Linked DNA regions of Mus musculus: region 1 is linked to region 2. Evidence: chromatin loops called from intact Hi-C (ENCODE). Cell type or tissue: heart. All regions are shown on one strand.

Evidence for each region. Hi-C counts contacts between places; a loop is a spot of excess contacts. Peaks named below come from ENCODE experiments on the same cell type or tissue, not always from the same donor. Only the 100,000 strongest peaks of a DNase experiment are listed, where the experiment ranks them.
Region 1: a loop joins it to region 2, with 1.9 times the contacts of the local background. A loop is called at or near these places in 3 of 42 quality-filtered maps.

What each region holds. Positions count from the first base shown.
Region 1 is chr8:79,560,910-79,565,909 of GRCm38, reverse strand. No RefSeq gene overlaps it. Among named protein-coding and RNA genes, the nearest start is that of Otud4, 76 kb to the left of the region's middle. In heart, a CTCF peak has its summit at 3,032 (motif pointing right); a DNase peak (open chromatin) is centred at 3,729; H3K4me3 peaks cover 716 bases; H3K27ac peaks cover 2,006 bases.
Region 2 is chr8:79,498,805-79,503,804 of GRCm38, reverse strand. No RefSeq gene overlaps it. Among named protein-coding and RNA genes, the nearest start is that of Gm39205, 61 kb to the right of the region's middle. In heart, a CTCF peak has its summit at 2,306; a DNase peak (open chromatin) is centred at 2,394; H3K27ac peaks cover 38 bases.

The DNA.
Region 1 (5,000 bases), 62 kb before region 2:
GAGTGATTGGACTAAAGGTATGTGCCAACACTATATGACCAAGTCAATTCTTATAAAGGAAAGCATTCAACTGGGCTGACTTACAGTTTCGGAGGCTTAGTCCTTTATTGTCATGGCAGGGAACATGGCAGCATGCAGTGTGCAAGCAGACATAATGCTGGAGGAGAAGCTGAGAGTTCTACATCATGATCTGAAGTCAGAAGAAGGAAGACTGTGTATCACAATGGATGTAGCTTGAGCATAGAAGTCTGTCCCAGCAATGACACACTTCCTCCAACAAGCCCACATCTACTCCAAAAAGGTCACACCTCCTAATAATCTCTATGGGCCAACAATTCAAATACACGAGTGTATGGGGTCAAACCTATTCAAACCACCACAAAATGTAAGCCCAAATTTTCTTCTCCAAGTTGCCTTGATCATGTAAGCAGGTTAGTCAGTCAGCTGTCATACAGTGGTAAGATTCTTGATTACCACAAATAGATATAGATAGAGAAAAATGAGGACTATATGGTGAATTGGGTCAGAGTCTCTCTCTGTGTAGTGAGGCCTGCAATTTTACCCACTGAGAAAAATATTCACTTTGATGTGTGCCAATATATTAATTCATGCCTTTTTAATTAATGAAGAGCTTTGTGAAGTTCTTTTGCACCTTTAGGCAACAGTAAATCAAACAGGTTTAAATGACTTGGGGAGCTGCCTCAGTGATTAAGAGGATTTGCTGTGCTTGCAGAGGACCTGGGTCAGTTCCCAGCACCACCTGGCAGTTCACGACAACCTAGAACTCTGGTTCTACATGATATGACAACTTTTTCTGGTCTCTGGGGACTCCTGCACACACATGGTCACATATAAGCACTCAGGCACAAAGACATACTCAGTCACTCAGTCACTCACTCACTCTAAAAATGTTTAAAAATAAGAGTAAAACAGGTGTTAGACTTTTCTCTTTTATACACATAGACATACTCACACAGACACACACATGCTCACATCCTCACACACACACACATACACACACACACACACACACACACACAGGCTCACTCACACACACAGACATACACATACAGAACCCCACATACAGATCCATTCATACACACAGACACACACATACAGAATTTCACACACACAGAGACACACTCACACACACAGATACACAGGCACATTCACACACAAACATACACAAACACATGCAGACACACTTTCACAATACAGTCACACAGACACACATTCACATACATAGACATACACACAGGCACTCTTTCGCACATACAGTCACACACATACAGATACCCCACACAAGATACACTTACACACAGACACACACTCATACACAGATAAACAAGATCACTTATACATAGACATACACATACAAACCCACACACAGACACACTCAGATACAGACACACACACACAGACAGACACACATATACAAAACTTCACACACAGGCACACACACAGACATACATACACACACAGACATACACATGACACACACAAACAGAAACCCGCAACAGACAGAAACCTGCAAACAGTCACACACAGATGCACATTTTCACAATACACTCATAGAGACACAAACAGACATACACACTCATATACACAGGCACAAATGCACACACAGGCACACACACACAGGCACACACACACAGGCACACACACACAGGCACACTCACACATACAGGCACACACAGATACTCCACACAGACACACTCACACACAGACACACATTCACATACACAGACACAGTCTTTCATACACAGACACACACACAGACACACACACACACGATTAACTAAGGGAAACATGAAAGTCTTCTGAAATATGTTCGTTAATCACCAGCTTCACACAAGATCTCAGAAAGTGTTGGTATAAACCCCCGTGTACGCATATTTACTGTAGCACCATTGGTCAAAGCAAGCCACCTTGCCAAGCACAGAGAGAAGCTGGAGGGGACTCTAAGGGTGGGGATTTGATGAGGTGTGATTTCCCCACCAAGGGAACTGTTCTGGAGTTGGTAAATAGAATCTGGGTCAGCATCTATTCTGAAAAAATATAGTAATTGATCCAATTAAAATTGGCTTTTAGTATTTCTCTTTGTTCCATTACAAATCTGTGTATGTTTTAAATACAACTATAATATAGAAACTACTAAGAAGAATGAGAAAAACATCACTCAAAGCTTACTACCTAATAAAATATTTCTCAGAGTTCATTACAAATGATTCTAGAAATTTATGCACACACACACATGCACACACACACACACACACACACACACACACACACACACACTGACAGCGTCTAACTCCAGGCATAACCCGACAGCTGAGCCACCTCACCATTCCCTGGTCCTCTCATTATTCTAATATTACAAGTGGTACCTTTGCATCTAGAGGAAATGGAGAAAGCGGTGGCTCTGGGGGCCATGCCTAGGAACCTTATTTCTCTTGTCAGTGTTCTTGGAAGAAAATGTGTATGGAAGTTGGCAGATAGAGAGCAGGGGTCAGCACAGGAGAGAAGAGAACAGAAGTTAAGAATGTGAAGTCTTTATCTTTGGGCGCATATTTTCTCAGCCACCAGACTCCTTCATGGGAGGCAACAACACAGTGGCCTTGAGGAGGCTGGACGGGCTTAGGAGAAACTGAGGCTTTGTTGCCAGGAGCCCACAGTCAGTCATCCAGTTGCTGTCCTTTGTGACTGCCCCTTTCCTTTGCAGCGCTATTCTAAGAAAGATGGGTAAGACAAGAGGAAGGCAAAGTCCGGTTAACCCCTTGCAGAAAGCTGAGGCCTTTGAGAACATTCGCTAATTTGCATGGTGCCAACTTGCTCCTGTATTCCGAGGAGAGCTGAAACAAAATTCAGGAGGGAGTTAAAGTTGTAAACTAAGAAACACGAGCTTTCTAACGATCCTGATTTATTTTATTTTATTTTTTACATAAAAGTTGCACGTATGAGTGTGTGTATGTGTGTTTGTGTGTTGGTGGGGGTGTTAGATTCGAGCACATGGGTGCAGTGTCCATGGAATCCACAAGAGGGCGTTGGATTTCCTGAAACTGGAGTCACAGGTCATGGTGACCACCCAGCATGGGTGATGGGATCTGACTTGAGAGCAGAATACGCTCTTATCAGTTGAGCCGTCTCTCCAGTCCTGCTTTTGGTTTGATAAAAATGCATATATCTGTGGACAGATATTTGTTCCATAGTGTAATATTTATTTTTATTACATATGTAATATAGCATAATAGCTTGCCCCCTTTTACAGTATTATCTATATATTAATTTTATCCTAGCTTGAACTTGTGGCTTGATAGGTAGCCCGGATGAGTCATTCGAACGAGAAAAGACATGATCTCATGAGCGTTATTTTAAAAGTTTACTCCATTATTCAGAAGTTTTTATGCTTCTAGAAACATCTCTGCCTCCCCAGTGGCCATCTGAGGACAGTGAGATAGCTGCTTCAGGGAAGAGAAGAAAAGAGTGAGCTGCTGGAAGCAAGGCTGAGGGTTACAGCTCACTGCCAAGTGCTCCAGCGGGCAAGGGCGACCCTCCCAAAGGCAAGTCCCTCCTCTCAGACCTGCAAGAGCATGACTTAGTGCAGATCTACCTCAGCAGCACGGTCTACCTCAGCAGCACGCTTCCTTCTTAGCTGCAGGGAGGGTAATGTACAGGAAAAGGTGACGTAATGATTGTCTCACTTTCCTTATTCTCTCCCAGATGAATAACCATCCACAGCAGGGGTGAGATCACTCACTATTAGTGGAATAACATCTGGTGAGCTAGGGCCCCCGGCCGAACTGTTGTTGGTTTGAAGCTATATTTAACCCTCGGAGACTCCACGATTGTTAAGTTTCATGGATCACATATGCAGCCCAGCTACACGGTGAATGTCTTTTTAAAGGGCAAAGAAACGCTCCTTAAAGGATTTTAACATGCAAGCTTTACTTTTCCTTATGAAGCAAGGCATTCACCTTTCTCAAAGGGGATCCTGGGCTATTATTAGAGTGGACCGTCTCAGACATGTGGCAGATGCCCTGGCCCTCTGACTCAGGCTCGGATGCTTGCCATAGCTGTCTAAGTTTAAATTTCAAATCGCAGATAGGAATCTCTCTCCTTCAATTTCCATTCTTATCCTTAATTTCCAGGCAGGCCTGCCATGCTGACAGTGGTGAATCTTGCGGAGTAATCTATCTAATAGATTTACCGTAAATGATGAATCATCTGGTACTTAAAATCTAATGAGCAATGCTCTAAGTCAATTTGACTTTTAAAAAAATGCGACTCAGCTAAGGTCATCAGTTAAATGTGCTAATGCAGAGTAACATAGAGGCTCAGATGCATGCATAGTCACAAAGCTGGAACACTCTGGGGTCTGTCCTGTGCCAAGGCCTTTAGGGCCTTAAAACTAGGACATAAAGGAGAAATGCATAGTGGTGCATGCCTTTAATCCCAATACTTGGGAGACAGAAGCAGGCAGACCTCTGTGAGTTTGAGGCTAGCCTGGTGTACATAGTGAGTTTCTGGATAGCCTGGGTTACTTAGTGAGACTTTGGAAAATAAAATAAACAGGCAAGTCACAATATGTAGCAAACAAGACAAGAGGTCATTTCATAACGACCAGGGACAGGCCTTCAATTTCAGGATCTTCTTATTTTTCCCCCCGACAAAATGTAGTAGTACTTTGTTGTAAAGATGCTAGTAAGCTGTTCTTCCTAAAATGTAAAGAATCGGTTGTGCTAGCCTAGGCTAGCAGACACAAGGGCCTGGGTTCAATCCAGAGAGCCACAAATGAATGAAACAAATAAAAACATCAAGTGTGAAAATAACCTTAACTTATTGAAAAAAATATAGAAAATACAATTAATTCACCATGATTTTAACAAAGCAGATCTTTGGGGCACAGGTTAATATTCTTTTTCTTACACTCATTTATTTTATGTATGTGTATGTGTTTATGAGTGGGGATGTATGCATGACTTGGAACATGGTAGATATCA
Region 2 (5,000 bases):
CACATATTAAAGAGTGAGTTAGTTACATTTCTTTGAATGTTAAAGCTATGTTGTGTGTCTCCAGGTATACCTTACAACTAATTAACACTGAGTAAAAACTGAGGAAATGAGTCGTTTTCTGAATTCTGATACTACGGAGAGGCGAGAGTGTGGTCTTTGGGTACTGTACAAACACTTCTGCTGCCGTCTGCTTTGTCCACATCTGGTCCTATGTCCTGTAGCAGATGTTAAAGCTATGATTTTGAGACTATGCCGGAGCCTAGCAAACACAGAAGTGGATGCTCACAGTCAGCTAATGGATGGATCACAGGGCTCCCAATGGAGGAGCTAGAGAAAGTACCCAAGGAGCTAAAGGGATCTGCAACCCTATAGGTGGAACAACATTATGAACTAACCAGTACCCCGGAGCCCTTGACTCTAGCTGCATATGTATCAAAAGATGGCCTAGTCGGCCATCACTGGAAAGAGAGGCCCATTGGACACGCAAACTTTATATGCCCCAGTACAGGGGAACGCCAGGGCCAAAAAGGGGGAGTGGGTGGGTAGGGGAGTGGGGGTGGGTGGGTATGGGGGACTTTTGGTATAGCATTGGAAATGTAAATGAGCTAAATACCTAATAAAAAATGGGAAAAAAAAGCTATGATTCCTCATGTCAGTGACACTGATGACAGATTCAAGACATAATGCCTTCTAGCTGGGGAGGGAACTGTACAATGGAAAAAATCTGAGAAACAAGAGCAACTCAAGACCAAACTGAACCATTCCTGCATGAGACATTGGCTAAGGAGTGAAGGGCTCAAGGAGAGAAGTGTTTGTTATCAACAAGATTGCAGCTCAGAATGTAGAATGACAATGGAGGCATAGGTACAGCATGGCTACGTCTTCTTGGTACTTCAAACTGTACTTCAGAGCAAGTCAGGATGGCACAGAGCCACCACGAGGCAGGTCCAGTCATGTCTCCCAGGCATGTGCTGACAGGAAAGAAATCTCTCATTTTATCCCCAAAAGCCTTACCCTGACATGAGCTTATCCGAGGTTCTACTATATCTTATGCAGATCATCTTTAAGTCTATTGGACTAATGATCCATAAAAATAGAACTCACTTCAGAAAAGCAGTAGAGCATTTAGTAAGTGCTGAGGATGGTGTTACTTGATGTCTAGGCACCTTTCATCTAGTAGTCACATATGTCATATGAGGAGTGTGCCAGAATTTCCCCTACTTACTGATGGGAACACTGATGCAGGACTTCATTATCGAGCTGAGTCTCTAACCCAGAACTCACACACACCAGACACCATGCTGCTGTCAAACTACAAGGATTATGTCTTGATTTAGGAAACATTCAGAGAGAAGGGAGAGGAAGGGAGAACTCACAAGACTGAGTTATCAAAGCAATGCCAGTTTGCCAAGGGGAGGCAGAGGAGGCCAGACAGGAGTCTCAGATAGTGGGAGTAAGGTCCTGACTGCTTGGGAGTGCACTGCACCAGCATGGGGGCGTGTGTGCACGGAGTGCAGGTCTCAGGCTCAGTCTGACCCTGGCTGGAAGTGGCAGGGTGTGACCTCAGCACCTGAGTTGGATGTCATGGCATGACCACTTTGTGACTCGAAGTATTTTCCTCCAAGCCTTGGGGTGGGGGTGGGGCTTCATCTGTTGTTTAAGAGAATTTTAGCAAACACTTGCATTATTTTTCCATGAATGTTATAATAGCAACAAGAGTTTCAAATCTTATAGTGCGAGCTGTGGATGCTAGAGAACATGACTGCCCCCTGAGACAGGCATACGTAGCTTTTACATGGCGCTGGGCTAACCCCACTGTGTGAGGGGAAGGATTGTGGGCCCCCCATCCACTCTGGAACAGACTCATTTCCAAAGGAAGCTCTATAGAGCTTCATGGGTTCTCTAAAAAGCATTTGAGTTAGGAGTTGTGTGGCCAGCTTCCAGAAAGTTCCCAAAGAGGAATTTCCTATGCTCTTGTTAACAACAACAAAATCAATGAGAAGGGAGTTCTATGGGGGGGGGGGGAGGAGTAGGCTGTGTTTAAAGAAGCCCAACATGGTAGTTCTTTAATCCCAGAACTTTGCAAAATAGTGGAAGGCAGATCTCTGTGAGTTTGTAGCCTTCCTTATCTACATAGAAAGTTCCAGACCAGTTAGAGCTGTGCGATGAGACTCAGTCTTAAAAACAAACAAACGAACGAACGAACGAACGAACGAATGAATGAATAAATTAATAAAATGGAGAGGCAGCCTTCAGTACAAAAAGAAAGTATGTGGCCAAAGAAACCAAAGGAGGCGCTAGCTTATAAGAAGGAGATCCCACCCGGATTCCCTGCCTATGCAGTCTGAGTAGCAAAACGAAACTCTCTGGGACTGTTTATCTTGGCTACTGAAACAGGAACGTTCCCAGGCATGTGCTTCCTGCTTCTTCCAGGAACACAGAATACATGGCACCCCACTCCGAGTCAGCAGACATTTCCCAGGGTGCTTTCTGAACTTAGTCCTAATTGGTCATTGGAGAGTCTTCTTGGATATTAAGCTTTTCTTTGTTAAAAGTGTTTTAAACATTTTTGTTTATTTGTTTACTTGTTTGTTTTGAGATAGGGCTTTTTTTGTGTAGCCCTGGCTGTCCTGGAACTCACTCTGTAGACCAGGCTGTCCTTAAACTCAGAGATCTGCCTGCCTCTGCCTCCTAAGTTACAGGATTAAAGGAGTGTGCTACCAGCTCCTGACTTTAAAGGTTTTTTGAAGTCTTGTTTTAGTTTCCTGTATTTTTATTTTTTGGGGGGGAATGAGTGTCTTGCATGTATGTATGTATGTGCACCATGCGCATGCCTGGTGTCCACAGAGGTCATCTTCAGGCTGCTATGTGGGTGCTGGGAGTCTAATACGGGTTCTCTACATGAGCACCAGCACTTTTAACTACTAAGCATCACCTTTCCATTACATTAAGCTTTTTTATCATATATCATCCGTCCATCCATCTATCCATCCATCCATCCATCCATCCATCCATCCATCCATCCATCCAGTGTGTGGAGCAGTGTGTGTGTGCCAGGGTACACAGAGGTCAGAAGACAAATTGTGAGAGTAGTAAACTCTCTCCTTCCTTCCACCATGTAGGTTCTGGGATCAAGTTCAAGTCATGGGTCTTGACAGCAAGCACCCTTACCCACTGAGCCATCTCACTGACCCAGGCTTTTCTTAAAGTTTAAATTCTGTTGGCAGTCAGCATTGATGACTGATTAGTTATTTACCATCAAGGAGTCAGCATGGTTAGTTGTCCTGGTGGTCCAGGCTTGTATTGAAGTCCTTGTGTCCAGTCAGAATCTAGTTGAGCAACTGGGGCTGATTGCTAAGAAGGAAACCCAGATGCCCATTAGATCTGATTCTGGGTTGAAGTGGTTCAGTTTCTGCCTGGGTTAACAACTGCTCTCCTCAGAGAGAATTTATCAGCAGATGAAGAGTAAACCTTTTAGTACTGTCATCGAGTGACAGACTCAGGGGCTTATAACCCCACGGCTTGAGAACTGGAGACTCTCCAAGCCAGAAACATCACTCAAGCATCTCAGGTCGGAGGCGTACTGTTCTTGGCTTTAATGACCAGTGACCTGGCATTTGGCAACTACTGTGGTACTGCGCCTTGCTTCCGCAGCAATCAGTGCCAGCCAAGTATACAGCTTGAAAGTACTGGGTACTGGGTCCTCATCTCCTAACAATAGCTAGTGCTTATAGTTCTTAGTGTTAAGGCTCTTTTGGATCTTTGGAATTGAGATCTCAGCTTTTGGGTTTGGCAGCTGCCTAGAACTCCTCTAGCCCCAAGTCCCTGCTTTGGTGGCTTCAATAGGTTCATCATCCTTCATTGGCTGTGCTGCCTCTACTTCCACTGTCTCTGACTCCAGCTACTCTCTCTCTGTCACAAAGAAGTCTGTTTGCTGCATTGCCACTTCTGACAGAGGTCCCACCATCACCTCCCAGGTTTTGCTGCTACTATGTCCACTGCCGACACTTTTCTGTCTCCTCTTTTCTGTTACCAAATCACCCTGCTGTACTTACAATAAAAATCAAGGCAAAACCAGGAAAAGATAGCCAGTTCTTGGGCCTGATATTGTTATCCCAGGGGATAGCACAAGAAGGTATCTCTCAGATGATTCAAAGGGTGAAATGACAACCACAAGAGGAAGATCTGTATCATAGTTGGTTCCCCCAAGGTTCATGGACAATCAAGGAAAAGAGGCAGAAAGGCTGTAAGAGCCTGACAGAGGTCATGGAGGACTTGACAAAAACACTGTCATCTGGACAGATCAGGATCTCAGCACTCATGAGCTCACAGCTGATGTGGGTGCCTATACAAGACCTGCCCAAGACCAAGTCAGCCAATATTCATCATGGTGGGTGGAGGGGATCACAAGAGTTCACCCCAGCTGAGGCACTTCTGAGAGTCGATGGCTTCTGGTAGAAGGAGACTCAGTTTTCCTTAAGGGTGTGGCCACTGGTAGGTCAGCTATGCTCCAGAGAATGGCCCCATGTCCATGAGTATTTGGGCCGTACAAACTGGAATCAGTGGGCTAGAACGAAAAAAAGAGAGAGAGAGAGAGATAGCACACAGTTGGGAGAGGGTAGGTCTGGGAGGGGTTAGGGGATGCGTGTGGTGTGAATACAATTGAAATCCATTGTCTGCACATATGAGCTTCACGAAAGTTTAGGGAAAGTATTATATAAATACATTCTAAAAGTGAACAGTTTAGTTACATAGACAGAAACAGGTGTGGCAAACATATTTATATCAATCATAGCATAGCCCTTTATGCAAAGAAGGAACTGTGTCTGCGCTAATCCCAACACAGTAACTCATGCAAATGAAAGATTGTGCTCACACCAAACACAGGCTTTCTACTGGCCTATGGGGAAGTGCTCCCCTCTGGCTTGAGTAAGAATAGTTGCAGGAGGAGTGAGGTCATTTAAAGTTCACTGGAGCTTGACTTATAAATTGTTCTACTT